Linked DNA regions of Mus musculus: regions 2, 3, 4 and 5 are each linked to region 1. The links are chromatin loops, found by intact Hi-C in ENCODE. Cell type or tissue: heart. All regions are shown on one strand. Each heading gives the region's core, and the rest is flanking DNA. Links, peaks and the distances in the headings are about the cores only. Region 1 holds the start of 1700007F19Rik (RIKEN cDNA 1700007F19 gene). Region 2 has its middle 42 kb from the start of Tsc22d2. Region 3 has its middle 35 kb from the start of Eif2a. Region 4 overlaps Gm32847 (a long non-coding RNA gene). Region 5 overlaps 4930593A02Rik (RIKEN cDNA 4930593A02 gene).

Region 1 (6,140 bases), core at 444-5,443:
CCCTGAATGGTTTCTCAAACATAAAGGCTGAGAAATTACAACTATTAAGTTGACATTGTCAGAAGTTTTTAGTGAGCAGGCCTGCAGGGGTTGGAATGGAACTAGAACCTGTGTTTTTCCCTGATGCTTGTCGGACTCTGGGCTTTATCAGACAGGATGAAGACAATGTTCCTGGGGTTTGACACTTGTAAAAACACCCCTCCATCATCCTGGCTATGCCTGGCAGCCTGCCAAGGCAGGAACAAGGCCAGATTTAGCAGGTCCTTCAGCACCATGACCGTGGTTGACATGATCAACTGATGTAGAACAGGGAACCCTTCCCCTAACCCTCACCACACACCCCCTCCCCCATAAATGCTGCCTCCCAAAGCCCAAAGCCTGGAGTAACTCATGCTCTTGATCCTGTCTGTGGTGGCTTGTCAGCAGTTGCCAGTCACTTGTGTATGGCTACAAAGCAGCTTTGCAGGCCTCCTGACTTGGATGCTGTTCTCACACACAATTCTCAAGCCTTAATCGTTTTCCTGGGCTTAGTCTTTTGTCTGTTTTGCTCTGAATCTCAATGGCATTCTTAGTTCTCATGTTTTAAACACTTGATTCCCCAGTTTGTGGGGGCTGCTTTGAAGGCTGTAGACTCCTGAGGAGATGCTAGACTAGATGGGCCACCAGGGGCAGGCCCGTGAAATTTATATCCTCTTGTGGCTCTAGTCCTGAACTCTGCTTCCTGGACAATGGTCAGGTGAAGAGCTGCCCGTGCATTCCCCTTGTAGTGATGGATTCAAGTCTCTCTTTAACGATGAATCAAAGTAAAATTTCTTCTCTTGACTTGTCCCGTGACCTGAGGCAGCAATGGATAAGTAGTTAATACGCTGTCCTCAGTACTGAGCTTAAGAAGATGTCAACTATTCTGGGCATTATGGGCCACCAACTGTCTTAGCTTTTTGAACACTCAAATAAGCACCCAAGTAAGCTGGTTTCTAAGATCACATAACAAGGCATAGTTGAAGAAACCTTTTGGAAGAGGGAAAAGGCCGAGTTTTCTGCCTCTCAAAATGTAGTCTTAGGTGTATACTAAAGAGGCCGGAGTCAGGCAGGACAGGCCCTGGTGCTGAGCCGCCCTCTAAGGATGAGCCCAGTTTGCTGCATTCATGCCTCACTGCACCCAGGGACCTGCTTTTTGTCAGATGCCCTGTGACTAAAGGTTTGCAAAACTCAGCTGCTCAGGCTATAGAGCTGGGGGCCTCCCCTGCCTGCTATGTATTTACAAGCGATATGAATATACTTTCATGAAAAGATCAACACACAGATTAAATGCGACACCCTGCTCTGTGAGCGGTAGTCTGGATCTCTGCCACAGTGGCCCACGTAATCTCCCCTTTTAACTCTTTCTGAGGACCCAGTGTGGGCTCCCCAGGTCTTGTTCGGCCCTTCTCCACTGGCTATGTTTGCTTTGCTTCCAGGGTTTGGTTACTCTACAAATTGCTGGAATAAACACGTGTTTTAGCTGACGTATGTGACAATTTCTCCATGGTAGATAACTGGAACGAGAACAATTGGATTTACAGAGATTTTGAAAATGTATACCGCTGGATTGTCCGGTGTGGTAGCACCAGTGGTAACAACCATGCTCCCACGGATATTCTGCTGTTGAATGGGTGATTTTACGCGTGTTGGGGCATGTAGACTTTTCTCGTTGCTTCTCTTTACCCTATGTTCATGTTTCAGTTATGTTGCCTTTTCTCTAACAGTTTGCAGACTTTTTTTAAAAAATGACGCTAAAAATGGTGGTACCTATAAAATTCTAGTGCTCAGAAGACTGACGTAGATTGGGCCACACAGGGAGCCAGCTTGGATTATACAGTAAGACTCTACCTCAAGTGGAAAAAAAAATGGTCTTAATAACACATGTATTCATCACTTAGCTTCAGTATTATTGAGTCCTGGACAGTACAGACTCCCATCCACTTGTATCTCATACAACTATTATTTTGAAGAAAATTCCCATGTACCATTCACACATAAACATAAAAAGAATTTTTATAATATCAACAAATATTTCCTTCATTAACTCTTATTTTTTTTAAAAAAGATAATTAATATTATCAAATATCCAGACAGTTAAATTCATTTGCCTCCATTTTTTTTTTACCAGAATCAGTGTGCAATGGAGTCTTTAATTCTAATTGGATAAAAAGCCATAGACAGACGAATGATGGGTAGATAGATGAATAGATGGATGGACAGACAGACAGATGGCAGGCAGATTCTCTCCTCTGTCACACTGGAGAATTCTGATTGTTCTTCTCATGAGGTTTTCTTGAGCCTTGATCTGGTGGCTGTATCTGATGGTGTCATTTAACGCGTTCCTTTCCTCTCAAACGTTTGGTCAGATCCAAGGCTGGACAAGAATCAGGCTTGATATTTTGTCCAGAACACTTGAACTGCTATGTTTTAGACCTCCAGCAAGGCCACATGATTTTCCTGTCTCTCCATGACGTTACCACGCACCCCCCACCCATGTCATTGGGCCTACTTTGGGAAACAGAAAATTATATAGTAATTTAAAATAACGGAAGTTTAATATACAGAATTATTAAAATAATAGCTGTGGAGGTGTAAAGTTGCTTCTGAAGGGCACCCTATATCTGAGGGAGAATAGCAAAGAAAAACAACCCTGAAATAGGGGCTCTCCCTAAGGCCGGACTTTTGACATTGTTGAAGGCAAAAGCTTGAGTGAGGCACAATAGCCAGTAGCTGGGGACACTAGGCTATCTGGTAGGTGCATGTTCATACTTGCCATGCAAGAAGGGAAGGATGCAAAAGGTACAGGCGAGCTGAGGCTATGGCTGTTTACCTACCATACACAAATAGGAAGTGTAAGGACTCGTGTGAAGCATTCACACTTGGAGGGCTTTAAGAAACAAAGTCCTGCTGCCTTGTCAGCCAGCTGTAGATGGAAAGTGGTCAGGAGGTCTGTGTAAAACTGGTACGTTACAAGGGTGAAGGCAAGGGGTCTCTGAGTCCAGGCAGAGGATCCGGGAGAAGGACTGTACACTGTAGCGATCTTGATGGCACATGGCCTGGCTGATGAGCCTACATGTGCACTGCTGGAGGTCAGACACCAGGAGTAAAACCAAGTGAAAAGCCCCTTGTTCCTGTAGTGTCTCTTTAGCGCCCTCTACTGATGAAGCGTCAAATCATGCGCGTTGGGAAGGAGAAGTGTTTCGAATTCCTTCAATGAATGACCCCAGAGCACTGAAACGGTGGACTTAGGGTTTAAAGGCAGTAAATTAGTAACTGATATAACGGTCACTGTTAACTTTCATTGTTTCTTTGGAGGCTGCAAAACGGTGGTAATTTGGTTTTATTGATCTCCCTGTATTTGCTGGATGCTTGTACGGGGAGAACTTTCCCACGTCCTCTTGAGTACCCCAGGCACCGTGTATACAAGCACCAGGCTCCTTCCCTGTTGCCAGTTGTTTTTGTTTGTTTGGGTTTTTTGTTTTGTTTTTTTGTTTGTCTGTTTGTTTGTTTTTTAACATGTCTTCTTTCTCCATCCAGGCCTAGATTCGTGTAAAAGCTATTTTCTACCGACCACATCTTTCTGGGTGAGTCTTGGTTCTGCCCACAAAGCCCCTTAACGGGGTGTATGGAGATAGAGCTGTTTGCTCCCACCTCATGTCACCCTCACCTAATGAACCTAATGAAATGGGTATCCGCTCAGGGAAAGGAAAGACGACTTCCAAGTCTCCCAGCTGGTGATGGGAGGAAATGGGGTTAGAAGACAGGCTGTTTGACTCTGAGCTGAGTCTGGGAAGACCTTATATTCAGCTTGTTTCTCCTGGGATAACTTCAAGCTCGGGTCTCCTGGGTCTTCATCTCTTCTCTATTTGCTTTTGAATTTCAAGGTCATGGCTCTTAGCATCATTGTTGAGAACTCCCAGTTTCTCTCCCAGGTTGGTCACACACTCCAGTGGGGTGGGATCTTTATGGAGGGGCCGGTGCACGCTGATTAACTTCTGCTTTTTGTCTTGTCTCACATGGGTGGGCAGGTGCTTCTGCCCTCTCCAGGTTTTTGTCCCTTCCTCTGTCTCCTCCTCCACACAGAAGAGAATGGGAACTTCTCAGGGGATGGTGAGAGAGAAACAGTAACTGCTGACCCTGGTAGTGACTTGAAGACGGACTGATTCTCCTCCCTGCTCCATTTCCAGAAGCCATGATCCAGCTGTGAAGGCCCAGTCACTCCAACTACGTGGGCCGCTGAAAATCCAGTTTCAACCTGCTTCTCTTTCCCTCTCTTCTCCAGTTCAACCCCATCCTTCAAAAACTCACCTAATTCCTCTGGGAATTAGTCTCTTCCCCCAGGGTCACCAATTCTGCTTGCTAATCTCCTGCACCCCTCTGATCCCCTTCTTGCTTTCCTTCCTCCTACCCAGGCTTTCCTGGCAAAGGCCAACAAAATAACAAAGACTAGGGAATAAGTAAACAGCAGCCTCCCCTCGCTTGGGAGTCCCTGGAAGCGCTTCCTTCATTCACACCGATGAGCCTCGGGATTTCAAAGTGCCTGGCACTGCTTCAAGGCCAGTTACAGCGGCCACGGAGTCATTGTATTGAGATGAAGGTGGATCCAGGCGGTTTCTATTTTTAGGTTCGATTGTTTCTGGAAAAGGTTGCACATCACATAATAGGAAATCCCAAGAGTGTGAAGACTGTTTCCTGCCAGTGGAAGCCTTGTTGTGGTTGGCTGTTCTGACCATAGAGACACTGAGGTAAGCGGACAAGGGTGGAGGGTAAGGTCCGGCTGTGCTGGGGACAGACAGGAAGGTGAAGTATGGAGTCAGGGAAAGTGAGATTGCAATTGTCAGGAGATGTAGAGCTGTGAGAGAAAGCAGAGCAGTTGTAAGAGGATGAAACCGTCACGTCTTCCTCAGAGTCTGCCAGGGCGGGGTCAGCTAGCACAAATTATTGTCAACTGGGTCTGTGCTATTTGTCACTAAAAATTATCCTGCGTAACTGAGTATGTAAATGATTATGCTGGAAGCTGATAATGATAACTGGAAGCTGATAATGACATCAGCCCACAGATGTCAAGATGTAGGTAATAAATATCCTTTCCTCATTACAGAATTCCGGGAATGAGGGCCAGGGATATAGGCCCTGGTATTGGACTTGTCAGAATGTGTGAAGCGCTGGGCTCCACCTTCCACATCCCATGAGCCACGTGTGTGGCCTCTCAGGCAGGCATCATTCAAAGGTCCCTGCAGGTGGGATGCATTGGCTTCTTTTTCTGTCTTGCTCGGTTTTGTGACATTGACTCCCACCTTACCTCTGGTTCAGAGCCACCACTTGGCCTTTGGTGTTACAGAACAGTACCATACGTTGGCAATAAACCAGGATCCATCACACCATCCCCTGCAGATAGTATTGTCCTAGGAACACAACCGTGGCTCAGTTTTCTGGCAAATCTCCGTCCTCCCTGAGGACTACTTCTCTTTCTGAGCTCTACTGACATGTGGCCATAATCACTGGAAAGGAGCCAATTTCCAGCATATTGAACATTCCCTAGGAAGTAGGTATTTGTTTTAGGGGACAGGACACTTATGTTACTAGAGGTTTGTAGGTGTCTACAGGACCAACATACTTTAGAGTACCATCTTGGGTTCCTATCCTGTGCCTCAGGTTCCACTCTTTATCAGAACTTTTATATCCCCACAATAGGAGTATCAGGGTGTAAACTCAACTGCCTTTATTACTCTGGCTGTGGACTGGATTTTCTTCACAACCTTGTTTCTGGCTGCAGGAGATGACAGAGGTTAAATTCTGCGGCAGAAACCTGCCACCTCTGGCCTTGTCCTCTTAGTCTCAGTCGGTTTGGGAGTTTTTGTTGCAATTAGCATCTGCTATTTTGTTTTGTTTTTTTTGTTTGTTTGTTTTTTGCCACTCCCCTCTGGAGTGCCAGAGATGTGTAAGCCAGTACATCTCCTTCTAGGGGATTCTGCCTCAATCGATGTTCCATTCCTACAGTAAGGAATCCATCTGGTTCCAGAATCCCTCTCCATTTGTGTCTGTTTTTTTTGGAGTGCTTCTAGTACTAGCTGTCTTAGGTTGGGCTTTTCTGGAACTGGGGTCCTAAACAAGGATTT
Region 2 (6,140 bases), core at 606-5,605, 210 kb before region 1:
ATATTCTTAATGCTTTTATAATAATATATACATGCTATGAATATTCAAATATATCTTACAAACGTGATCAAGATGTGCATATTACATTTGAAGCGAGTTCTTGCTTATTTAAATAGATTACATTATGAAAGAAAATTTTATCCCAGGAAATTTTTGTTGGATATAGTGTAATAATATTTTGATAAACAATCCATCTCACTACCAGAAGCTTTTGCAATATTTATTAAAGCAATTCAGACAATGAAGTAAAGACTAATAAGAACATTAAATGTTATTTATAACTTCTAAAGTAATAGCCATTCTAGGATGCCTAATATTACATAATTATATATAACCTAATATTACATAAATTTGTTTCCTAATATCAGTGTCAAAAGGAATGTGTGCATGAAGTATGACCTTTTTGCTTGTTTTTCTTTTGTTTTGAGACTGTGAGTTTTATTATAGATCTGCAATCAGCAATAAGAATAGAATAACTTTTCAGATAATAAGAGACTTTACACTACCTGTACAAGCTCGGCTGAGAGAGCTATTAAGAACCTTAAAACACATGCCGTTCATCTACCCCTCTAGGGTCTTCTAAGTTCTATTCTTGGATTGGGTAAAGTCTTCCGGTTATATCTTGACACTCACTGATGAGGATCTCTGTAAGAGACAGTTTAAATTACTCATGTGTTTATTATACAAATGCTATTTAGATTGATGTCTACCATACCGCAAACATTTGCTGTCCTTGGCATTAAAACTTTTCAAAATAGATTTTACTGGCAGGAAAAATGTGTTGCTGAGAAACTTACATGTTTCTTTCTTCATCATAAAAACAGAAATTGTACTGATTGTGACTCTGAAGTTCTTCCTCCCAGGGCAGAAAGCTCAGAGTCAAGGCTGACGCTAAATCAGAGAAATTCTGTTTGTCTTGATATTTGAATGCTTACTCTTTCCTAGGACTGGTTTCTGTTTCTATTTTACTACCATCATCCTTGTGTTTGTATCCAGAAAGACATTTTTTTTTCTCAATTTTTTTTTAATGTTTGAAAATGAAAGCAAACATCTATTTTGTTGAATGACTTAATGTAGAAAGGAGACATGATGCCGGTGACAGGTGTGAGGAGCACTGGAGTCCACCGTGAAACAGGTGCAGTGTGGTCAGCTGGGTAGTGGGTAGCAGTATGGAATTTACAAAGACACAGACTCAACCCCTAACTTGCTCCCTGGCCGTGGGATCTCTCAGACTCTGGGCTGTGCCAGAGGCCAAGATAAGGAAGGCTTCACTTTCTGGACTAGACCTTCGTGAAGGACCACCACGGTCCTGTGATGTGGATGAGGACTATGTGTGGGTCAGTGGTCCTGATGGGGCCAGGGACCAGGGGCCAGGGGCCAGGTGGTGGCCTGTCTCACATCTAATGCTCTGTGGCTATCTGGTCTGTGCCATGCCCTGGGGCCGTGCTTGGTGTGTGCTACCCACCTGAAGCTGTGGTGCTGTCTGGGGCCAAGTCTGGCTCCAGGGACCTGCTGCAGACTGAAGCCATGTTGATATACACCGTCTAGGCTGCCTCCAAGAACTTTGCCTAGGGCCATGGTCCTACTGTACCAGGGCCCGTATTCATGGTCGGTGCTGTTGCCAGAAACCATGGGGAAAAGTCCTTAGTCCAAGCTCCAGGTGACTATAAAGAGCAGGAAAGCTACTTTGTGATGTCGATAACTGCTGATGCCCAACTGAGAAAGAGGGACTTGGAAGGCTTCTGTAATAATCCCTCCCGATGTCTCGATGTAGCAGCCTAATTAGGAACCATCGAAAGAGAACTCTTAAAAATTCACAACTGATGGCTTCTGGAGGAGGGCACAGATGAGAAACTCAATTTTCTTTAGGGGGCAGGCCACTGGGAGTTTAACTATGCTCCAGTTAGTATATGAGCCATACAAATTGGACTTGTTGTTGTTGGAGGAGGAGAAAAGGAGGAAGAGGGCATGGAAGGACTGGGAAGTGAGAGCAATCAGGGTGTACAAAGTGAAATTCTTAAGGAATCAATAAAAACACTATTTTGAAAACAATTATTGACTCCCAACAGAAATGCATTTCCTCTGTCACATTGCTCTAAACGTTTCTAAGGCTTTGCTCTCAGTTAGTCTTCATAGTTTATAAATTCTTCGGTCATCTGCTGGACTAAGCTTTGAGTAGCCTGCTCTAGGATAATCTGCCTTGATAAACCCCTCTGCTCCTTCCAGCTCACATTCGCAGCTTCTGCTAAGTGCCTGCTTTTGAGTCAGTCACCCTATTACTTTACGCTGTGGACTCCTTCGGGGGCATGTGTGGGAGTCTTTTTAGTCTTTCAGTGCCCAGCACCTACCACAATGCCAGGTAAGGATTTATGTTGTATTAAGTTTTAGGAGGGAAGGATGGTGAAGAGTTTCCTTCCTTTTGTGCTTTTCAGGGTTGGTTAGTTAAACACACACACACACACACACACACACACACACACACATCAGAAATGAGAAAAATGTAAGCATTGTTTTAACAACTGATACTGTAGAACAAGTTGATACCTACCTCCTGTGGCCAGTGACAGAGGTCAGTTTGTGTGAGCAAAAGAAACGAGGCTTGGCAGCTCCTGCTCTCACGGAGCAGGGCACAGGCTCCTCCTCTTCCCACTGTCTTTCGACTGGTAAGATCGTCAAGAGTTTAAAATGACTAATTTTAAGAGACGGGCAAAGTAATTTTGTATAAATGTTCTGTTGAAAATTAAGGCTAGAAAGTGCTGTCTTTCCTACAGCTGTTCCTTTCTAAGGCCTGGTGTTCCTGGAATGTTCAATGGTCACCTCGATGGCATGATTCAGACACTGCAGTAACTGAATATGATCATTTAGAGCATAAGGCACGGGCCCTGACTTTTCTGTTCTGACAGTGGTGCTGTTTGCACAGTTGGTTAATCACAGCTCGAAAGTGACTTATCGGTGATGTGTAATATGACTAAGTGAGCGGCTAAGCAGTTTCATTGTGATCCTGCAGTCACTGGAATTCCTGTCACCTTTCCAACAGTTAAGTCATTTTGCATAACAGCAGGGTGACATCACTGAGTTGCCAGATTATTGGCTGAAGACAAGAGGGAGGGTGGGGGTGAGAATGCTTCCTGGGCTGTAAAGCTTTCCCAGACCTAAATGAGTGGCTTATGCTGTTTCTGCAGTACACTCTGGAGCTTCGGAGTGTCCTACTGCCCAGGCTGAAGCCCAGGAGGGGAGTGAGCAATGTGTCTAACTGTAAAAGTCTCTTCCCTCCACAGGGCTGGCCCTTAAGATGAAGGGCCAGAGAAAGGAGACAATGACAATGTTGTTGTCTCTCTCTGGAAGGACTGATTTATAAGACGCAGTTCACTGTCTGCTTTACACGTCCACACTGAAGAAACAGTCAGCTGGGGCCCAGTTGCAAACCGCTTATGGCTGAAAGCCTGACTTATTTCCAGGGGAAATGGTAGTCTAGATTAGTCATCAGAGAACACTCAAACTTCCAATTTATTTAACTGCTTAAAATCTCATGCTCTAAAACTACTGATAGAAATGCCCCCTAAACTAGAGATAGGAGGGCAACTTATGATGATAATGTCCAATAATCATTATTTACTGTGTGCCAGTGTTGTAAGGAATGAGCATATACCAGTGGGTTTAGTCCAACAAAACAGCCACTACTGATGTCTCTAAGCTACTGAGAAGGGAATGGAGATGCTAAGATCTCACAATCAAGGAAGACTGAGGGCAGAGAGCTCAGTAGCAGCTCACCAGTCTTAGCTGTTGCCTCCCGTTGCCTTATTGTGATAACGACAATTCCACTTACTGCTCCTCCGTCCACTGAATGCTTGTAATGTAACCAGCTCTGAACAAGAGCCATGCCATCCCTTCATTAACCCTGCCCGTGAAATGATCCTTATCATCCCTGTATGGGAGATCGGGAACCTGGGATGGGAAAGTTCTGCCACACAGAGGCAGATGTCGAGGTGTGGTGCCATCCCTGCCTGGCTCTACATTCCATGCATTTAACACAGTGCTGTACTGTTTCAATAGCTGCTGTTTGTTGAGCAACAACTAACGTGTGAACCAGATCGTAGGTATTACTGGCTAGGTTTATAGGTTTATAGGGGCAGAAAACTAAAGTTGTAAGGGGTCAGGCAGTTTGTCAACTTCTGAGTGGCAAAGTCATACCCTCCCTCCTCTTCACCTCCCTCGGATCTAGAGCTGTACTGCAGGTCTCATGCCACAGGACAATAGGGAAGTCGAGGGAAGGGATGGTTTCTCAAGGGACTCTGAGATAGTCTGAAGATCTCTCAAGGAGTGGAGGCTGGTAAGAAATGGCCTAGAAACCACCTAGGGTGGTGCTCTGACTAAGAATGTAAATCTAGATGCCCCGAAGCTCCTTCTCTATTTGATGAGTCTGTGATCTGCTGGGTATGGGCAGACACCTCTCTCACTTCAATTCTTTTTCTTTTCTTACTGGACTCAGCATTTTGAAACAGCACTGCCTCATTCTTCATTTAGCCCAGAGCTTAGAGTCCCCTCAGTTCTCTTGCCTTGTAAGGGTTTTCTCCCTGCCCCTAGCGCAGCTCTTGCTCCGTAGCACATATTCAGTTCTCTGGAATGCAGCCACACATAAGCATGACACATATTTTCAGGAGGCTCTAGAAATGCATCTGGTAAGTGGATTTAATTTTGTTAAAGGGGAAAACATATAGGCACTAGGCTATGTAACCTACTAGTTTCATGGAAGGCACCCCTGCCTTTAAAATGCAACAGTTTACAAACACTGAAACCAATAATAAGCACAAGGCAAGCACACGAAGAAACCAACAGGTTGAATACTTCAGAAACATTTCAGAGTTTTCAAAAAGCAAGAGCCTGGGGTAAGTTGAAACTCTTACTCTATTAAACAAAAATTAAACACTACCCTTTAATAATTTAAAGAACATTTATTTTGGAGAAGAAGAGAGTGAAAGTTATGTATGACATATCTTAGTCAATACCATACAGTGAAAAGACTGTAAGATATGGCTGTTCAAACAGGGAAGCAAGTCCTCTATAGGGAACCTTCTGGAAGGAGGAAAGACTTGGCTAGAACTAGAAAGACTGGTGGAATTTTAAGGGTTGACATAGAGGTTAGAGAAAGGACAGTCCACACAGGGAACTAGCATGTGATTAAGAGATAAGACCATGTAGTCATGAATCTTGCTCCAGGGAACACAGTTCTTATGAAATATGAGACTCTTCTATAAAAATCCACAGGGATAATCAAGGATTTGTATTACTTTTAATATGAGAGAATAGAATGTAGAGGAAAAGTATAAGTCTCAGAATTAAAAAGGGGGACGTCACAATTACTGCTCTACTACCAGCCGGCATGCGTGGGTTCATGAATGGCCCTTTAACAGAGGTACACTCACCCATGTGGATCAACCAATGGCTCTGGATGCAAAGCTAAAGCTCATCTGAAGCTCACTGTCCCAACTCAGTGGGCAGGAAGCCACGGATGTCATCTGGTCTTCCCAACTCTAAGTTTATATTCCTGAATGAAGAAAAGATTCAAAGTGGACGAGTTTACTCACACTGTTTGTGATCCTAATCAGTGTCTAGAGAGATTTTTATAGCCAAGACCTCCTTAAGATAAATGAGTCCTCTTTGTTTTTTTGATCATTAAGTGCTTTGGGATGTGGTCTGAAGAAGTTCACTTCATTTATTCAGACATTGAGGGAGTTCCTAGGGTGTGGTAGTCTGTCTTCAACTTAGACCCGGATGATCTGTGTTTCCTGCTGTGCCTGTCCTGTGTACTAACCAAATATGGTAAACATAACTGCATGTCATTTCATAGATATGTTTTAACTGACGCTGGGGCTCATTTTGGAAGAAGAACCAAGGTCTGCTAACAGTTGGAGTGGAAGGGAAGGTTTCGATCAACAGTTATATGAGTTAGATGTCTTGGAAGGAGAAGCAACAGCCCCAAACATGCCTCTTTGTGACTGTAGTCCTGGTTCTTCCCTCCACTGACCTTTGTCAGGACTGCTGACTAACTCTAGGTCCTTCTGCACAGGAGGCCAGTGCTACAGCCTTTAGCACTTGACATTTTGACTTGCACTTAGGAAAGACCCTGAGTCACAACTCAG
Region 3 (6,140 bases), core at 726-5,725, 330 kb before region 1:
GTTTTCATTTTGGGAATTTTCAGCTGGAAAATTCCAAGATCCATGGCTGGTCTTGAACTTGTGGTTTGGTCAAAGGATGGCTGAAACCTGTCGATTCTCTTGTTTCTACCTCCCAAACGCTGGGTCTCTGGCTCAAGCATCTGGTGACAGGCAGAATTCTAAAACAAATGTTTTGTTGAGATTGTCCCTGGTTGCCTTCCGTGCTGGAACTACTCACTGCCATCTGTTCATGCCCTGCACTGGTTTTCTACATTTTTAACTCACGGTCAAGTTTTTTTCTTCCATGACTCATCAGTTCTATCCCCATTTGATGTTTCAACAAGACTTTTTTCTATCACCATCAGAAGCCCCACTTCTCAAGTCCCTTGGACCAGGAAACAACAGGTCATTTCCCCAAATCACCCTGAAGTGTGGTTCTCTTTTCATGGCACTCCATGGAACCCACTCCAGGGAACACACAAAAGCTGCTACATCACCCCTTCTCAGCTCAGAGGAGCTCAGAGAAGAGAACGCCAGCCTTTCACCCACGACAGGATTGTTACTCTCTCCAGAGAAAGTGTGCGGCGAAGGTTGTGATTCAGACACCAGAAAGGAAGCAGACCCTAAAGGCAGGTCTAGCTCAGGGGCATCCTCAGACAGAAAACCAATAAGAACCACAACAGCAACAATAAAAAATGTCTCCAAACTGTGAAAGAGCACAACAGCAGAAATAGCCACCATCTCATATCAATCAGAGTGGCCTACACCCCAATGGTAAACATGCCAGGAAATTGCATGCAAAGTTTGCTCTAAACTTCTAAGCAAGCGTCCTTTTAAAGACAGACCTCTGGAGTGGGGAGATGGCTCAGCAGGGTAAGAGCACTGATTGCTCTTCCAAAGGTCCTGAGTTCAAATCCCACAACCACATGGTGCCTCACAACCAGCGGTAATGAGATCTGACACCCTCTTCTGGTGTGTCTGAAGACAGCTACAGTGTACTTATTTATAATAATAAATAAATCTTTGAGATAGAGTGAGAGGGGCCGACTGGAGAGAGCAGAGGTCCTAAATTCAATTCCCGACAACCAGATGAAGGCTTACAACTATCTGTACAGCTACAGGGTGTACTCATATACATAAAATAAATAAATAAATCTTTAAAAAAAAAAGACAGACCTCTGACAGCCCATCTCCATAAACAAGTAGATCTCATGGTATTTTCACACCTTCTATGTCTTCCTTCTACTCTGGCCTAAAGGGTGATTTCTTTCACTGACTTTAGTCTTATCACTCTAACACCAAACCCCTAGGCTGCAACCCATCCTTCAAATGGTCTTGGCTTCTTGCTATTTCTTTCATAGTTCAATTTCTTCCTTTTAATAAAATGACTCGCTGCTTAAAAAAAATAAACAAACAAAAATCAAAGAACAACAGCAACAAACTCCCTCTCTACCTAGATACTGCCATCTGCCTTAATTCCTCAGGTGCCCTCCTCCAATATGCAACCAATGTCTAGCACTGTCTTCCAGCTAATTAAACCAACACCTACGCCATTGCCTTTATTGCTCCCAGTATTCAAGTTGCCCCTGACAAACAACCTTTCCTTGATACAGTTCTCAGTTGGACTAGACATTATGATGGACATAGATACAAAATAAGTGGGCTGAGATTGGCTGCCTTTGCTTATTATGATGCAATGGTCCTGGCATATCAAAAGGTGAATCAACCTTTGTGGGGGTGTTTATCTCCTGGCCAATGACCGACAGGTCTAGCTCCTTTAAATCTTAAGGGATGAGACAATAAAAAAATAGTCTGTAATGCTCTGATCTCTAGGACAGGTAAGTGTCAGAGGTAGAATTCAGGTTTTATTCTTTTCACCAGGAGGATGTAGCTTCTCCTTCATGGGCCTCAGCAAAATCCTGATATTTCCATCTTTTCCTTCAGTACTTTGAATTCTAAGAAAGGGCATTTGTCAAGTCTCTCTTTCCAGTGTTACCAGGAAAGTAGGAGACGTTGCCTTAGAGTTATTCACTGAAGGCCTGCTCTTGGGCTGGAAAGATGGCTCATGGGTTAAGAACCAATTCTGAACTTGTAAAGAACCAGACTTCTATCTCTTCCTCCCATGTCTGACAACTCACAAGAGCCTGTAACTCCAGCTCCAAGGGATCTGATGTCTTCCTTGGGCAAACGCACACGGCCCCCACACAGGCCAGTATGCATAAAGATAATTCACAATAGAAACACATCTTCAACCATCTAGCATTATGTAAAAGGACATCATCATTATATCTATTTTTCAGAGGGGAAAGAGGTGGGGTGTGGCAACCCGTGCCTTTCACCTATACTCTTGTATAGCAGAGGCAGGTATATATCTGTGAGTTTTAGGCTATCCTGCTCTACATTGTGAGTTCTAGGACCGTCAGGGTTATCTAGAGTGACTCTGTTTCCAAACACAAAAAATATCATGCTGCCTGTTACAATATGATAATGTCTCCGCTGTAGTCTTTATGCAGTAATTAGCTACACTGGGCTCTGATTGCTTTGATCTGTTCATCTGTTTTTGAGGTATTGGATAATACCTTAAAATTTATTCAGGTGAGTTTCTCTGGATGTAATAATCCAGGATTTCTCAAACTTCATAGAGCATACACAATGTCTGGGAGTTTTGTTAAAAATGCAAACTGTGATTCAATAGGTCTGGGATAGACTTGGAAAGCTACACTGTAGTAAGTTCCCAGGTGATGCTGATGCTGTTTATTGTAAAGCAGCTGGAGAGTAGGAGGGTGACAGGCAATCCTTTCCATGCATCTCTTCCAGTGTGGAAACATCAACCTAAGAGTTTATTAGACATTACAGCACGTACCTGTGATCCAGGCACTTAGGCCATTTCCAGTCTAGCAGGAGGATTGTTGAGAGCCTGTGAGGCCAGCCTGGATCACATAAGTATTAGGCCAGCATGCCTTCCGAGCAAGACCTGGTTGCAAACCCCAGCCCTCCCCAACAACAACAACAAAAAAGATCTCCAGAGGAACTGAAACGAGGGCTGTGTTCTGATTTGTAACCACCAGGTGGAGACCACACAAAACTAAACCATTTCCTGCATTTTGTGTGTGGTGCTGAGTTTGAACACCTTAATCGACATTCGGACTTCTCCTAAGTGCCCTCATTGTGCTGACCGCATAGTACCAAACACTTCATAGATTTCAGACCGCCTACAACTCAAGGCAGATGAGAATCATAGCATGATCGAGTCAATGACCTTAAAACTAAAAGTGAGCTAGAGGTAACACACTGCCGTGCTTTGAAAGCTGAGGCAAGAGTAGTGATGGAGGCTGATGCAGGGCCGCGTGCAGGGCCGCGTGCAGGGCCGCGTGCCGGGCGGCACTGCAAGACTGGGTTTAAAAAAAAAATGAGTAAAACCCAACCGAACAAAACAAAAACTCTAACATTAAAGTTGAGATACATGTATACTCTGAGCCTAACAAAGTAAGAATATTTCCATGTTACATTACCATCACTTACGGTGTGTATAAAATGAACAGCAACAGGGGGAGGAGGGGAGGAAGAAGGTGGTGGAGGGTGAAGGGAAGGAAGAAACATGGGGTGGGGCAGGGAAAAGGAAGGGAAGGAAGGAGGGGGAGTTCTGGTGCCACCAAAATTGAAGGATTGTCTCACCCTGGGGAAGCTACTTTTTCTTTGTAACTTTAGCCTAGCTGTCTTTTGAAGTGAGATATTCAATATTCACAGTCAGGTTACCTTCCTTGATAGACTCTTTTCAGGTAGGGGTTTCTTCCTACACAATATGTGGAGGTTATAGTAATCAAGTAGCCATATAATCACTCTGAACATTATTACCAGTTAAGCTTATTGTCTGTGTGGGTGTGCTGGCGTCTCATGCCTGCGTGTCTAAAGAGCCTCGTGAAGACGTTCTACTGACCATTTCTCTCCACAGAGCAAAGACAGAATTTCCTCTGTGGGAATCACTGGGTAACAGCAGATTCTGCTCTTTGATTCTAAAGAGATCTAAAAGTTCAGCCATGTTGGCTCATCAAATGGTTATGTCTGACGCTCACTTCTCTGTCAGGAGTTGGATACCATGCAGCTCAGCACTAAGACAAAGGTCTCCCTGAAGCTCTTATCACTTACGTGTCCCCTTCATGCCATTGGAAGTGGAAGTAACTGAGGTGTTGGGAGCAACCTTAGGAAAAACCCATCTTGTAGGGATTTCGAATTGCTGCCGTCGTTGACGTGTCTATTAGCTCGTGTCATACGAAAGTTGGTAGCTCTTTTGACAAAAATCGTGAGTTTAAAAAGTGGAGAATAAGAAAGAAGGAGCTGTCGGGTGGTGGCGGCGCACGCCTTTAATCCCAGCACTCGGGAGGCAGAGGCAGGCGGATTTCTGAGTTCGAGGCCAGCCTGGTCTACAAAGTGAGTTCCAGGACAGCCAGGGCTACACAGAGAAACCCTGTCTCGAAAAACAAACAAACAAACAAACAAACAAACAAACAAGAAGGAGCTACCTTCCTACCTACTTTTGAAAAAGCAAACTATCTTATGGACAGTCACGTATGCAACTGTGGACCACTTATTCAATCTAAATGTCCAAGTCTCAGAGATACAGCATACAGCCCGAGGGTGTGTGTACAGTGATTCTTCAGGGAGCTGGAAGAAATACCAGGAATTTTATTTACTTTTTCCATCTGAAATGTTGGAAACTGTACATGGGTCCTGCAACAAGTGTTCTTAGCCCTTGAGTCACCTTCCTAGCTCCCTAAACAGATTTTAAAAAACAAACAAACAAACAAACGTCTGGAGAGATGGCTCAGTGGTTAAGAGCACTGGCTGCTCTTCTGGAGGTCCTGAGTTCAATTCCCAGCAACCACATGGTGGCTCACAACCATCTGTAATGAGATCTGATGCCCTCTTCTGGTGTGTCTGAAGACATTGTACTTAGATATAATAATAAATAAATCTTTAAAAAAAACAAGGTAAGAAAAATTACTGACTTTCACTAGTGTTTGATAGATTAGTGACAGAATATAAGCTTATAATTTGTCATTGCACAATTATAGGGGTAACCCAAGTGAAAATACTTCTCTCTTTGGCATATGATGACTGATGAACACTTACAGTTTCCACGTGCACTGCATGCTGTGAACCAGAGACATAACACAACTGAATGGTTCGTTTTCTCTCTCTCCCCCCCCCCGTCCCCCCCCCCCGTCCCCGTCCCTGTCCCCGCCTCCCTCTCTCCCTCCCTGCCTCCCTCCCTCCCTGCCTCCCTCCCTCCCTCCCTTCCTTCCTTCCTTCTTTTCTGGAGCTGAGTATAAAATGTGGCTTCGCATATGCTAGGCAAACCATCTCCCAGACCTTCGTCCTCAGCCTGCAGAACTGAAATTCTGCAGCACCGACCTGCAGCTCAGTTGGCTCCCGTTTGCCCCAGCTCCTGACAACTGCCCTTCGACTTTCGGATTGGCTTCCTTCCACCCTCCACTGCAGTCGAATCACAAGGCATCTTCTTCTCTGACTGGCTTCTTTCTCAGTATGACCTCCTCTGGTTTAATTTATGCTGTCACATTGTTCCGAAGACACTTTTCATTTAAAGCTAAATGTTTCTTTTTCTCCACTCATTTGTGGATTGCTGATGAATATATTGGTTGTTTCCATATTGTGAAATACAAAAATAATATTGCACTAAAGATGGGATTCCTGAAATTTCTATGAGTTCTTGATTAATTTTGGATGTATACATGACAGTAAAGTCTACAGTTCATATAATAGTTCTATTTTTAATTTAAAGATTTATTTACTGTGTATACAGTGTTCTGCCTACATGTATGTATGCCTGCTTACCAGAAGAGGGCACACTAGATCTCATCATAGATGGTTGTGAGCCACCATGCAGTTACTGGGAATTGAACTCAGGACCCCCTGGAAGAGCAGCCAGTGCTCTTAACCTCTGAGCCATCTCTCCAGCTCCTCTATTTTTAATTTTTGAGACATTGTCTTTTTGTTTTTCTCACAAAGGTTCTATCAATAATCTCAATAGGTAATGTATAAGAGTCCTAATTTCTCGAATTCTTGCCAATATTATCTTAAAAAGTATTAATTTAAAAATTTTTATTAGGTATTTTCCTCATTTACATTTCCAATGCTATCCC
Region 4 (6,140 bases), core at 561-5,560, 140 kb before region 1:
CAGATGCAGATATTTGCACCCACCCAATGGACAGAAGCATCTGACCCCTGTTGTTGAATTAGGGAAGACTGAAAGAAGCTGAGAAGGGCGATTCTGTAGGATGACCAGCAGTCTCAATTAATGTGGATGGACCCCGGGATCTTTCAAATACTGGACCACCAAACAGACAGCATACACCAGCTGATATGAGGACCCCAACACACATACAGTAGAGGGCTTCCGGGTCTGTGTTCATTCAGAGGTGATGCACCTAACCCTCAGGAGACTGGAGGATCCAGGGAGTTTAGAGGTCAGGTGGGGTGGTGGTTGGGGGCATCCACGTGGAGATGGGGTGGGGAGGAAGTGTGGGATGTGGAGCAGTTGGAGGGTGGACAGGAGGGGCAGGGAATGGAATATGGAGTGCAAAAAATGAATTACAAATAAAATTAAATTTTAAAAAATGACAAAAATTATAAAAAATAAAATAAACTGAGAAGCTTGGCAAGAAACAAAACAAAACATCAAAACCAAAAATAAATAAATAAATAAATAAATAAATAAATAAATAAATAAATAAATAAAAACCCCTCCTGGAAATGCCTGGAAGTCACTGCAATGTGGCTCACTTTGCCCTTGAACTCAAGGAAACCCTTCTGCATTGGTTTCCCAAGTATAGAGATCAGTTGTAAGCTACCATACCCTGCTAGTCTTTCTTTTTAACATTCTTTTCCCTAAACCGTACTTTTGGATTGCTTTATCCTCCAAACCTGCTATTCAAAGCTATTCTCTAAACTCACTTCCCCACAGTGTCTCTCCTGCTAATCCCCTCCCTTGAGCTTTAGTCTATTCCTCAAAATCAAAGACAAATTCTGATATTCATTAAAGCAAGCACTGCTTGGAGGGAAGACCCGGATTCTAGGACCTCGCAGGGTGTGAGGATGCCTAAAGGAGATGGAAATCTGAGACCCTGGTTTCAGCCACTGCACTGGAATAACCTTATACCAGGAGGTTGGCTGGATGTTCATTTTTCTCATTGACATGCACTATGAGTCCTTGGCTCATAGGAAGTGTTGAGTACTAATACTTGTTGACTTGATTAAGTGATTGGATAAAGGCAAGGTGACCTCTAAGGTCTTGGTAGTCCTCTACAGAATCTAACATCTCTGAAGACCAGGCAGGGATGCTGAACAGAACTCTGTAAGCTTCGAAAACCTGACACATTACTTCCCTCTTATTCCTTACTTTGCTTGTCAGAGGAAAAAAAATCTGTTTTTTGAGACAGGGTTTCACTATGTAGCTTAGGGTGGTCTGGAACTCACTATGTAGTCCAAGCTGGCCTCAAACTCACAGAAATCCTTCTGCCTCAGCCTCCTAAGTCCTGGGGAAGCAGGTATGGGCCATCATACTAGCATAAAAATGTTTTTGGGAAGGGGAAAAACTGGAATTCTTCTGAAAGGAGATACAAAATAGTTATTCTTTTGGACTCTAGACTCCTTGACGGTCCGTCTGTCTGTCAGTAGGCTACTAATGAAAACTACTCATGGGCAAACTGCTATGACTGTGAATGTGACCTGGGATGCAGGATGTCCAAAGCAGACTTTCTAAAATGCTCAGAAAGCTGTAATGAAAGTGAAATACCACATTAATCAATATTTGTTGACTGATAAAAGAACATGAAATACTGGATATACCTCTGATAAAAAATATCTCATAATGCTAAGCTTATATACCAGGGGCTAAATGGACATGTTGATTCAATTAATGAGTAACCTCTCTTTAAAAAATTCTAAGAATGTTATAATATAAAATGAGTCACAGATCAGTATCTTTAAAAAAAGTCAAACAAAACCATGCAACGTCTAGAAGAGTTGTAAGAGAAAACCTTTCTGACCTTGAACAAGGTAAGGACTTCTTACATAAAATGTCAAAGGCAGGAGTCACAAAAAAGTTGATCTATTGGTCTTCTTCCACAGGTACTTTGTAGAAGGCACTCTAAAGAGAATAAAAAGGCAACCGTCATGGGGTGTGATGGCTCAGGCCTATAATCCCAGCATTTAGGCGGCTGGGGTAAGGGGACTGTTTAGATTTGACGTCAGGGTTACATATCAAGTTCTAAACCAGCCTGGGCTACATAGTGAGACCCTGTCTGAAATAACAAAGTAATTTAATATAAACAACCCAGAAAGGCAAACAAAATTACATTTGTTGGAATGACTAAAGAAAACAAACAAATTGATATTTCCAAATGTAGGCAAGTAGCCTGAGCAAGTGGACTTCCACACATCCCTGGAAAGAATACAGCTAGAGTCACTACGGAAAACAGGAACAAGTTCTTAGGACGCAGCGGCCTCTTAGCTATTTACCCAAAGAAATAAAACATCCCTGCTTCCAAACATTTAAGTCTGTGAAATGTCAACAGACTGGAATCTTCCAAAATCTCCACAGTCCAGCCACACAATGGAATTTTATTCATCAGTAAATAAGAAAGCATCATTGGATACCCAACAGTGTGCCTTCCAAATACTTAACGCTAAGTGAGAGAAACCCAACTCAAAAACTGGTGGCATAACCTGTAATCTTAGCACAGGACTGGAAAGCAGAAGAGGAGTTCAAGGTCAGCTTCAACCAAATGTGGAGTTGGACGTCAGTCTCTGTGAAACTGTCTCAAAAACAAAACAAAACAAAACAAAAACAACAAAAACAAAATAAAGTTTGGGGAAAGACGAAACTGTACTATGGGGTTGCAAGATGGGGGTGAGGGTCAGGGTGGAGGGTTTGACTCTAGAGAGTAGAGCATCAAAGTTGGTGTTCAGCTGCTAAACAAACTTACAACCCAGTCTTGTGACCTGAATTCAACCATAGAAACATAGGAGAGAACAGACACCAGAGTTGTCCTCTGGCTTCTGTAGGTATGGTGTGACATGTACACACACACACACACACACACACACACACACACGCATACCCTATCTCCACAACAATGAAGGGGGGGAGGAGAGGGAGAATCAAGTATGGGAATAAGAGAATTACTCTCTGTTCTGATTGTGATGAGCTACCTGATTTTTCACATTTATAAAATGTGCAGAGTTGTATACATCCATAAAAAGTTAAAATATTATGTGTGAGCTAAAAACACCTCTGCAAATAATTGAAGCATTTTTTATACCAAGTCATCAAAGATCTCCTCTTGGTTTGCCATGAGGCTTTGATTTTTTACCATGGGACAATCTTGCTTAATTAATTAGTATAACACATATAAATGAACCTTTAACCCATATCATATTTACAAAGTAGTTAGGGTGAGCCTTAAAAACATTCCCAAACATGGGGCAGTGTACCCTTGACTTTTCCAATCAAACGGTCTGACACTCAGAATCCTGTGATCTCAGAAGAATTGTAACTACCCTGCCAAACAACATGTTGACAATTCCACACTCTGCACTTGTCACTTAAGCAAATGCCATCAAGACCTCAGGTATATCATCTGCTGTGGGGACTACACTTGCCGGAATTCACAGGAGGCTTCGGAGACCTCGTCATCAAATCCTCCCTCTGGACCTTCCTTTGAAACAGGTGAGACCTCGGCTGGGTGCTAGCAGCTGGGTAAAGTTCGTCTTTGACAAGCTAGAGTTAGCATCCATTGCTTTCCAGTTCAAATCTTGCCTAGACCCTCATGGTCATTTATTGTTTAGGAATTAGGAGTCTTCATGAGTCTTTGTGACTTTGCCAACCTCCTGTCCGGCTGCTGCTGCTGTCCCTCAGCCAGCCTGAGGCTTCTTGCAAAGCTATAGGAAAGTAAAAGCGCACTTCAGAGCTGGCAGTCCACGTGCGACCTCTTCCTTTCTGTTCTTAAAATACCACCCACCTAAAACTCCCCAAAGCCCCAGGGATCGTCTTGGAGACTCTGGACTGAGAAGGAGAAGGTTTTTTTTTTTTTTTTTTTTTTTTTTTTTAATATCTGTTGTTGACTTCCAACGTTTATCATATGGAGTACTCATTAGCACTCTGCTGGGTAATGAGTAGGTTTCAGAAGCCTAACACAAGAAGTTCCAGTCCAATTTCCAGGCTAGTAGTAGGGTTGTATTCCTTTCTTCCTCACTCCCCACCCCCACACTCCCACCCACTGCCACGGTGGATATTAAAACGAGCTGTGCCAAACTTGCTTTCCTGCAGAAATTATCTCAGAAGTGGAGCTGAGATTCCAGGGCTCCTGGCCTTCAGGGGAGGTTAATTCAAGAAGACAAGCGGAACCAGGAGGCCCAGGAAGGAAGCTGGAAGGAAGAGGAATTCACAGCTAATTTGGAAGTTGAACATGAAAGTATTTCAGCAGAATGTTAACCATTTCCCCAGAGCTTAAAAGGGGGAGATTTGGGACTTAAGGGAAGAACTTTATATTTAACACTGAAAATATCTACGAAGAAGATGGCTGTCCTACCCTGGATTGGAGAGATTCCCTCCATCTTTCAAGTCTAACAAGACTTTTTCTTCTTCTTCTTCTTTTTCTTTTTCTTTTTTTTCCTTTTCCTTTTCCTTTTTTTCTTTTCTTTTCTTTCTTTCTTTTCTTTTCTTTTTTTTTTTTTTTTTGTTAAAACACGGTGCAGTTTTACAATGATAGTGGTTCACACCTGTAATTTCAATACTTGGGAGGCTGAAGCTGGAGGGTGCCTGTGAATTCAAAGCTAGTTTGGGCTGCATTGTAAGTGGCAGGCCAGCATGCACAGAGACCTGTCTGCATAAGGCCTCTTTTTGCAGTCTTTATCTGCTGCATCCTAAAACATCAATTATCTTGGAAGGCCCTCCCTCTGCCACAGCTAAGGGAAATCTAAACTAAAGGTGATCAGCAGGGAGGTAGAGCCATCTGAAGTCCTGTGTATTCCTTCCTGAGACAGTCATCCACTGATTTTGCAAGATTAACTTTCAGAGGAGGTATAAGAGGAAGCCTTAGGAGTTCCTTCATTTACGTTCCACTCGAGAAAGCCCCCTCTGTTTTACAAGAGCCATGTGATGTCCAAGCAGCCGTCTTGATACACATATGTCTTTCCATGAGCCTAGATTTCAGTTTCCTAAGTCAGAACTAATGTTTTCTGATTCTAGATAGAAAATCCAATTAAACATGGAAGATGGATGAACATCGTAGGTTAGGTCTGAATTGCCAACTAATGCCCAGTCTTACAGAAGAACATTATATATTAGAAGCTGCCCCCAGCCCCAGTCCTAAATCAAAGATGTATGCTAACAATTCACTTTGCTCTGACCCTCACCGGAAAGTCTCACCTTGGGACTCCAAATTCTGTAGGTCACTTCAGTGGCTGGCTTCGATCAAACAGTGCTGAAGACATGGCCCCGACTCCTTGTGTGTAAATGTTGTCTCTATATGCTAAGTTAGCCGTAAATACTGATTTAAAACAGGCAATGTGTTCTGGGCAATGACTGGTTAAATGGCCCTATAAGATGAAAATACTAAAGCCCCTGTGCTGTAGTCAGCTAGCATGAGGAACTTACCCAGAGCAGCATATTATGTGATAATTGTAAAACAAGTTTTAATGATATGATCTGTTTGCCTTGCAATGCCCCTAATAGAAAATATACCTTTGAGCTGGGCATAGTGACTCATACCTGGATTCTCAGCTCTCCAGAAGCAGAGGCCTGCCGGAAGTTTGAGACCAATCTGGCATACACAATTAGTTGGCCAACCCAGGTTACACAATGAAATTCTGTCTCAAATGAAAAACAACATTAAATTAAATTTAAAAAACAGAAAAGGGGAAAAAAAACAAACAACAAGAAAATGTGCTTTTGTTAAATTCTTAGATTGCTTAAAAGTCTGAGAAAACTAGAACCCTATCTTTGCTTTAACTTAAAATGTGGCAAATGCAGATAAATTGCTAGCTATTTATTTGGTTTTCAGGTTTTATGAGACAGAAACTTGCTATGTAGCCCAGGCTAGCCACAGACTTACCATCCTCCTGTCTCAGCCCTCTGAGGGATAGACATGGTTCACCACTTCTGACCACTAGTACCCAATACTTATTTTATCATTTGCTTTAACTACTTTGTCAATTATTATGTTCAGTTCAGTAGCAACTAAGGAACAACTCTCGTTTAGAGATTCCGGAAAAAAAAAAGAAACAAACTAATGTTAAGTATTTTTTAAAATGTGT
Region 5 (6,140 bases), core at 573-5,572, 620 kb before region 1:
ACCTAAGCTGACTGCACCTTTAAGTGCAGACGGGAAGATGAGAAGATAGAGGTATTTATTTTTTGAAATATCAACTTTGCTCTGTCTAGTTTTGCATCACTTTGACACAAGTTTGACACAAGCTGGAGTCACTTGGGAAGAGGGATTCTTAATTAAGAAAATGTCTCTCTAGGCTTCCCTGTACACAGCTTATTAGTGCATTCTCTTCATTATTGATTGATGTGGGATGGCCCAGCCCATTGTGGGTGGTGCAGTCCCTGGACAGGTAGTCCTGAGTGCTATTTGAAAGCTGGCTGAACAAGCCATGGGGAGCAAGCCAGTACGCATCACTCCTCCGTAGCCTCTGCATGGGCTCCTGCTTCCTTCCAGGCTGCTGCTCCAGTTACTGCTTGGACTTCTTGATGATAGATTTCAAGCTGTGAATTAAAATAAACCCTTTCATCCTCAGGTTGCTTTTGGTCATGATGTTTTATCACAGCTCTATAAACCCTAAGACAAACCTAGACTAGTATGTCACTCAGAATAATAGTACACTATCAGAGGAGAAACATGGAAACAATTCTTTAAGTTTAAGCTTACTGATGTCACTAGACCAGATAGTACTAGGCAAGGGGCAGGCAGGTGTGGGGTTCCTCATCTTTCAGAAACAGCCCAAAGCAACTGGATGAGACTTGCATTGCCCTGTCCAGATCATAGAACTTTTAGTCACACCTGGACCTAACCTTACCTTGAACATAAATAAGAAACAATAAGTATATATTATCAACTGTCATAATTACTATGAGACATTACCATTCATTCATTCATTCATTCATTCAATTTTTCTAGTCTCCGTGTCATTTTTGACCAAAATATCTGAAAACAGCTTAAGGAATTCTTTTTTTTTTTTTTTTTTTTTTTTTTTTTTTTTTTTTTTTTTTGCTCATTGTCTCATAGGTTTCCAGCACGGTAAGGAAGCTAAAGCCGAACAGAGAAGTTCATATCAAGATGGACAGGATATTAGAAGGGGTCAGGGAAGTACACAGCTTCAAGGATACATGGTCAGTGATCTTCCTCCACCTTGATGCAATTTCCCAGTTTCCAGAACCTCCCCCAAATAGCGCCCCCAACTGGGGGTCAAGTGTATAATATGGATCTATAGGGGCCATTTCCTTCCGTGTACCAGCCGCCTCCTACGTCTCGTGGGGTTTATGCTTTCCTGAAACGATGGCATGAGTCGAAAACCCACCACACTGATTCGAAACTGAAAACTGAGGTTAGTGTTTAGAAGGGAGGGAGTGTGGTATGCCAATCTTATTTTAAAAACTGGGATAAGGCATCTCCTAAGAAGTCAGCTTAGGCTGAGCAGAGGTAACTGGGTGACGAGCTGGATGACGAACGAGTGGGTATGACGCTCTGTGGAGGGTTTGCCAGAACAAAGGAGAAGCCAACAGGACCGATGTGCAGAGAACAAGGTGCAGAGAGGGTGAGAAACAGCTGGACTGGCAGGCAAGGCACCACATGGCATTCTACACTAGGGGGCGCGAGGATCTAGAAGGATTTTAATAGGCCTGGCAGGATTTGCATTTTGAACAAATGCCTTGGTGTGAAAACAGACTGGCAAGAGCCCAGAGTGCGTGCAGAGACTAGCTGGATGGTTGTCAGGACTGTGTGGCTGAGGATGATATGAGCAGATTGAGGGCAGTTACCGGAGACTGACTTTGTTCCCTCGCTAAAAAGAGGGAGGAAAAGGTAGGTATGTAGAGAGCAGAGGGGAGAGGGAGACTCTCTTCCCACTGGCTAGAGTTAGTTTGGACTTCACAGGGCCTGAACCAATGCTGAGGGACATGATAAAAATCAAAGGAACTTGCATGATGTAAGACCTCTAAGGGACCTCTCAGAGGACAAACAGACCTTATATAAAATATAGGCATTTCCAGCATGGTAATTGTTTAAGTTTACATTTGTAAATATTCTGGTCTGACATTCTTTGGGAAAGAGGAAAGGGAGAGAGGGAAAGACAAGGGAGAGAAAAAGAGAGCGAGGAGAGAGAGGGAGAGAGGAGGAGGAGAGAAAAAAGGAACTTAGAGAGGAGAAAGGGGAGGCTGATTTTACGTGGGGGGAAAGGCTTCCCAAAAACCCACAGGAGTCAGTCTGAGCAGCAGAACACAAGCACTAGTGAAAGAGAAGTCACGGTGGAAACAAACAGCCCAGACCCTAGAGGAGGTCAGAAAAGCCCAAGTGCAGCAGTGGTACACTTCTAGGTGTTTCCATCTGGCTTGCTACTAGTCTGTGTGTCCATCCGGGGTGTGGGTCAGTGGTGGAACATTTGTCTCACATCGCATTCCATCCCTACCACTCAAGGGAAAAAAAAAAGCCCGACTTCAGGAGAATAAATGAAAAAACAGATTGCAGAAATGCATCCTGTCGCACATCCCTAAGGCACCATTAGTGGTCACCAGACACAATCTAAATAACAGGTAGTTTTAGTAAGTGATTGTGTTAAAAATCAGAGAGGACCAGGTTTAGATTCAACCCATTATTTTCAGATTATCGAGTTCCAATTACTTTAGTAACTTACTTATTTATGAGGCATAGGGTCTTATGGATCCCATCCAGGCTGGCCTTGAACTCTCTGTAGCTGAGGCTGGCCTTGAGGTTCTGCTCCTCGTGCCTTTGCCTCCTGACTGTGGGGATTACAGACAAGTACCACCAAGCCTGGTTTATAGAGTTGGAGATTTGACCCGGTGTTTCATGGATGCTAAGCGAGCACTCTGCCAACTGAGACATACCCTCATCTCTACAGTTTAATCATATTTAAAATATTCATCTCATATATCTTTCCAAAAAAGGACTTGGGGTGGATGGTATATGCTAAACTTCCACAAAACTTTGTGTCATTTTCTTTCCTTCGGTAACTGAACGACGAAGAAAGTGTTTTCAGTGCTGTCCACAAGGTGGTGCTATGAGAGTGGTATTTTCAATCGGATTATCAAGTATAATTATCTAGGTAAAGGTGAGCAAGTTACACACACACAGACATACACACACACTAAATGCATTTTTAAAATACAATAAACCCATGCAATAGAATATTTTCTGAAATAAAAAGGAATAACATATGTAGATGACCACATTGTAGTTGGCTATCCCATAGATGACCTTGAAAAAGTATGCCAAGTGAAAGACCACACATCATACAAGCTAGTATATATTAAATTACTATAACAGACAAAGGTAGAGGATAAACAATGATTGGCTGTTTCCTAAGGTTGGAGAAAGGGCAGAAATGTGGTGTGGGGGGAGGATTGGAACTGGTTATGGTCTCTTTGGGAGTTGATCATGACATTCTAAAACTGGGCTGAGACTCAAACCCTGCAAGCATTCCCTGCTACACAAGCCACCCTTGCCAGGGAACCAGGTAGATTGCAGATCTTCTCTCCCTCAGGCCCTCCATGCCCAGTCCCAGCGCTGCAACCCTCCACCTGCTGCAGCCTTCCCTCTCCTTCTACCTGCCCACAGCTCTTGTGGATCCCACAGACCCTCCCCTTTCACCTCTGTTGGCAGTTAGTCTAGGCTCCGCCCCACAGTTACCTGGCAACAGCCCGGTGTACCTGACTTACTATATAAAGGGCTGCTTGCCCACTCCTCTCTCTCTTGCTCTCTTGCTCCTACTCCTTTCTCTTCTCCTCTTGCTCCTGCTCCTTACACTCTCTCCCCATCCCCCCACCTTTCTCCACGTGCTTTCCACATGCTCATAGCCTGCCTCTACTCCCTTTCTCTCTGCCCTTTTCTGTCTCTACTACCCACTCAACTCCCCTCCCCATGCTCAGAATAAACTCTATTCCATACTATGCCATCCTGTGGCTGGTCTCTCAGGGGGGACGGGAAGCCTCGGCGTGGGCCCACGGAGGCATTTCCTGGCATCTCCTTTCCCCCACACCATACTGAGCCTCCACCAAACATATTCCTTCTTTCTCTTTCTTTTTATAAAACACAACAACCTCCCTGCCAAACTCATTGCTTTATTCTAGCCCCTAGTGCCAGCAGCCTCACCACCTCCAGCTAGCCCAAAGGCAAGTCCTGTCAGGAGAACAGGTAGCCAATCTGCAATCTTCACCTTTCCTACCTCTCCTCCAGTCTCTAACCCCACAGTCTCACACCCTGCTGTGGTCTCCCTTTACCCTCTGAACCCATCCCAAGGAGATCACAAAGATCTTCTCCTCCCATGTTCCCAGCCTCCAATGCTAGCAGCCATTCCTGAGCACATGCCTGCTGAGCAGGTCAAGGATACAGATTCAATCCACTAGTCTCAACACCAGCATGGGAACAGAACTTCTCTTCACTGTCTATCCCCTTTGCAAGGAGATCAAATAAATAGATCCTGATTGAACACTTCACTCTCCCTCCCTCTGTAAACCTTTCTGGAGCCTAGTCCCATAAGTGTCATCTCCTAATACCCTAAAGCACATGTGACCTGAAACTTCCACAACTATTAGGTCCATAGAAAATGTCCTACAAGGCAATACGCAGCCACCACATTCTCTTAAAATCCAGAGAGGAAACAGAAACCAAGGAACAAAGCATCTATGAAACAAAGGCAAAACCAGAAATCACCTAGACCTGTAATCATACACATCCCAGATGCTCAGATGCCACTGTAAAAACACAATAATACTAGGAGCAATATGTCTTCCAGTAGAGCCCAACACTGCTACCACAGCCAGCCCAGGATATTCCAATATACCTGACAAACAGAAAAAGACTGAAAACAGCCTGTATGTAGATGATAGGATCCCTTAAAGGAGAAATGAATAGAGCAATCCAAAAAAAAATCAAACAAAACAAAAAACAGTAGGAAGAAATGAATAAGCCCTTTAAATAAGTCCAAGAAAACAAACATAAAAAGCAAATAAAACTATTCAAGACCAGAAAATAAAAGTGCAATCAATAAGAAACCCCTAACTGAGGAATTCTAGAAATGAGAAATTTAGGAATTCAAACAGGAATCTGCCAAGGCCTGTTTCACCAACAAAACACAAGAGATGGAAGAGAGAATCTCAGTCGTTGAGGGTACATAGAATAAACAAAGAAAAATGCTACATCTAAAAACTTTCTGATACAAAATATCCTAGAAATCTGAGACACTATGAAAAGACCAACTTTAAAAATAATAGGAATAGAGGGAGGAGAAGAAGAAGGAGGAGGAGAAGGAGGAGAAGGAGGAGGAGAAATACAAGTCAAAAGCACAGAAAAATATTTTCAACAAAATCATAGAAGAAAGGAGATAAAAGTACAAGAATATAAAACATGGAATAGATTAGATCAGAAAAGAAAGTCCCCTTGCCACATAATAATCAAAATGCTAAACCTACCAAGCAAAAGAAGGAAAAGTAAACACTGAGAGGAAAAAAAAAAAAAAAAAAAAACCAAGTAACAAATAAAGTCCGACTTATTAGCATTACACTTGACTTCTCAATGGAGACTCTAAAAGCCAGAAGGGCCTGAAGAGATGTGCTGCAGACTCTGAGACCATAGATACCAGCCCAGATACCTATACCCATCAAAACTTTCAGTCACCATAGAGAGAGAAAATAAAACACTCTATGATAAATCCAGACTTACGCAACATTTACAAATCCAGCCCTATAAGAATTTCTTGAAGGAAAACTCCAGTCTAAAGAGGTTAACTACAACCATGAAAACACAGGGAATAAATAACCTCAGACCAGCAAAGTCAAAAGAAGGAAAACACATACACACAGTCAACACCACCAACAAAATAACAGGAATCAACAATCATTGGCCATTGAGACCACCAGCGGTCTGGTCTCAATTTCCCAATAAAAAGACAGAGACTAACAGAATGGATACAAAAACAGTAGCTATCCTTCTGCTGCATCCAAAAACCACACGTCCACATCAAAAAATAGACAGTATCTCAGGTTAAAGGGTTGGAAAGATATTCCAAGCAAATGGGCCTAAAAAGAAAGCTAGTGTGGCCATTTTAATATCTAACAAAATAGACTTTAAACTCAAACTAATCAGAAGAGATAGGAAAGGCCACTACATATTCATCAAAGCAAAAGTCCACTAAGAAGATATTGCAATTCATAATATCTTTGTCCCAAGTACAAAGGCACCCAAGTTTGTCAAAGAAA

What was found. A loop is a pair of places that touch in the nucleus more often than their neighbours do. Peaks named below come from ENCODE experiments on the same cell type or tissue, not always from the same donor. Only the 100,000 strongest peaks of a DNase experiment are listed, where the experiment ranks them.
Region 2: it touches region 1 in a loop (3-fold over the local background); 2 of 42 quality-filtered maps call a loop at or near these places.
Region 3: a loop joins it to region 1, with 10 times the contacts of the local background. A loop is called at or near these places in 32 of 42 quality-filtered maps.
Region 4: a loop joins it to region 1, with 2.0 times the contacts of the local background. A loop is called at or near these places in 3 of 42 quality-filtered maps.
Region 5: a loop joins it to region 1, with 2.9 times the contacts of the local background. A loop is called at or near these places in 5 of 42 quality-filtered maps.

What each region holds. Positions count from the first base shown.
Region 1 is chr3:58,160,972-58,167,111 of GRCm38, reverse strand. Gm40056 (a long non-coding RNA gene) reads right to left here. Exons shown (of 6, transcript XR_003954487.1): 5 at 2,856-4,873; 6 at 50-835. It overlaps 1700007F19Rik (RIKEN cDNA 1700007F19 gene), which reads left to right and starts at 3,305. Exons shown (of 6, transcript NR_040538.1): 1 at 3,305-3,350; 2 at 3,559-3,605; 3 at 4,646-4,766. In heart, for the core only: a CTCF peak has its summit at 3,162 (motif pointing left); DNase peaks (open chromatin) are centred at 3,141 and 4,561; H3K4me3 peaks cover 338 bases; H3K27ac peaks cover 2,447 bases.
Region 2 is chr3:58,369,485-58,375,624 of GRCm38, reverse strand. No RefSeq gene overlaps it. Among named protein-coding and RNA genes, the nearest start is that of Tsc22d2, 42 kb to the left of the region's middle. In heart, for the core only: no CTCF peak of the experiment used is centred there; a DNase peak (open chromatin) is centred at 3,054; H3K4me3 peaks cover 994 bases; H3K27ac peaks cover 3,301 bases.
Region 3 is chr3:58,487,896-58,494,035 of GRCm38, reverse strand. No RefSeq gene overlaps it. Among named protein-coding and RNA genes, the nearest start is that of Eif2a, 35 kb to the left of the region's middle. In heart, for the core only: a CTCF peak has its summit at 3,043 (motif pointing right); no DNase peak of the experiment used is centred there.
Region 4 is chr3:58,301,984-58,308,123 of GRCm38, reverse strand. Gm32847 (a long non-coding RNA gene) reads right to left here. Exons shown (of 3, transcript XR_867323.1): 1 at 5,596-6,140; 2 at 1,871-1,971. Among named protein-coding and RNA genes, the nearest start is that of Gm32847, 3.2 kb to the right of the region's middle. In heart, for the core only: no CTCF peak of the experiment used is centred there; no DNase peak of the experiment used is centred there.
Region 5 is chr3:58,781,447-58,787,586 of GRCm38, reverse strand. All of the region lies in intron 8 of 4930593A02Rik (RIKEN cDNA 4930593A02 gene), which reads right to left. Among named protein-coding and RNA genes, the nearest start is that of Gm40059, 40 kb to the left of the region's middle. In heart, for the core only: CTCF peaks have their summits at 1,516 (motif pointing right), 1,517 (motif pointing right) and 2,932 (motif pointing right); no DNase peak of the experiment used is centred there.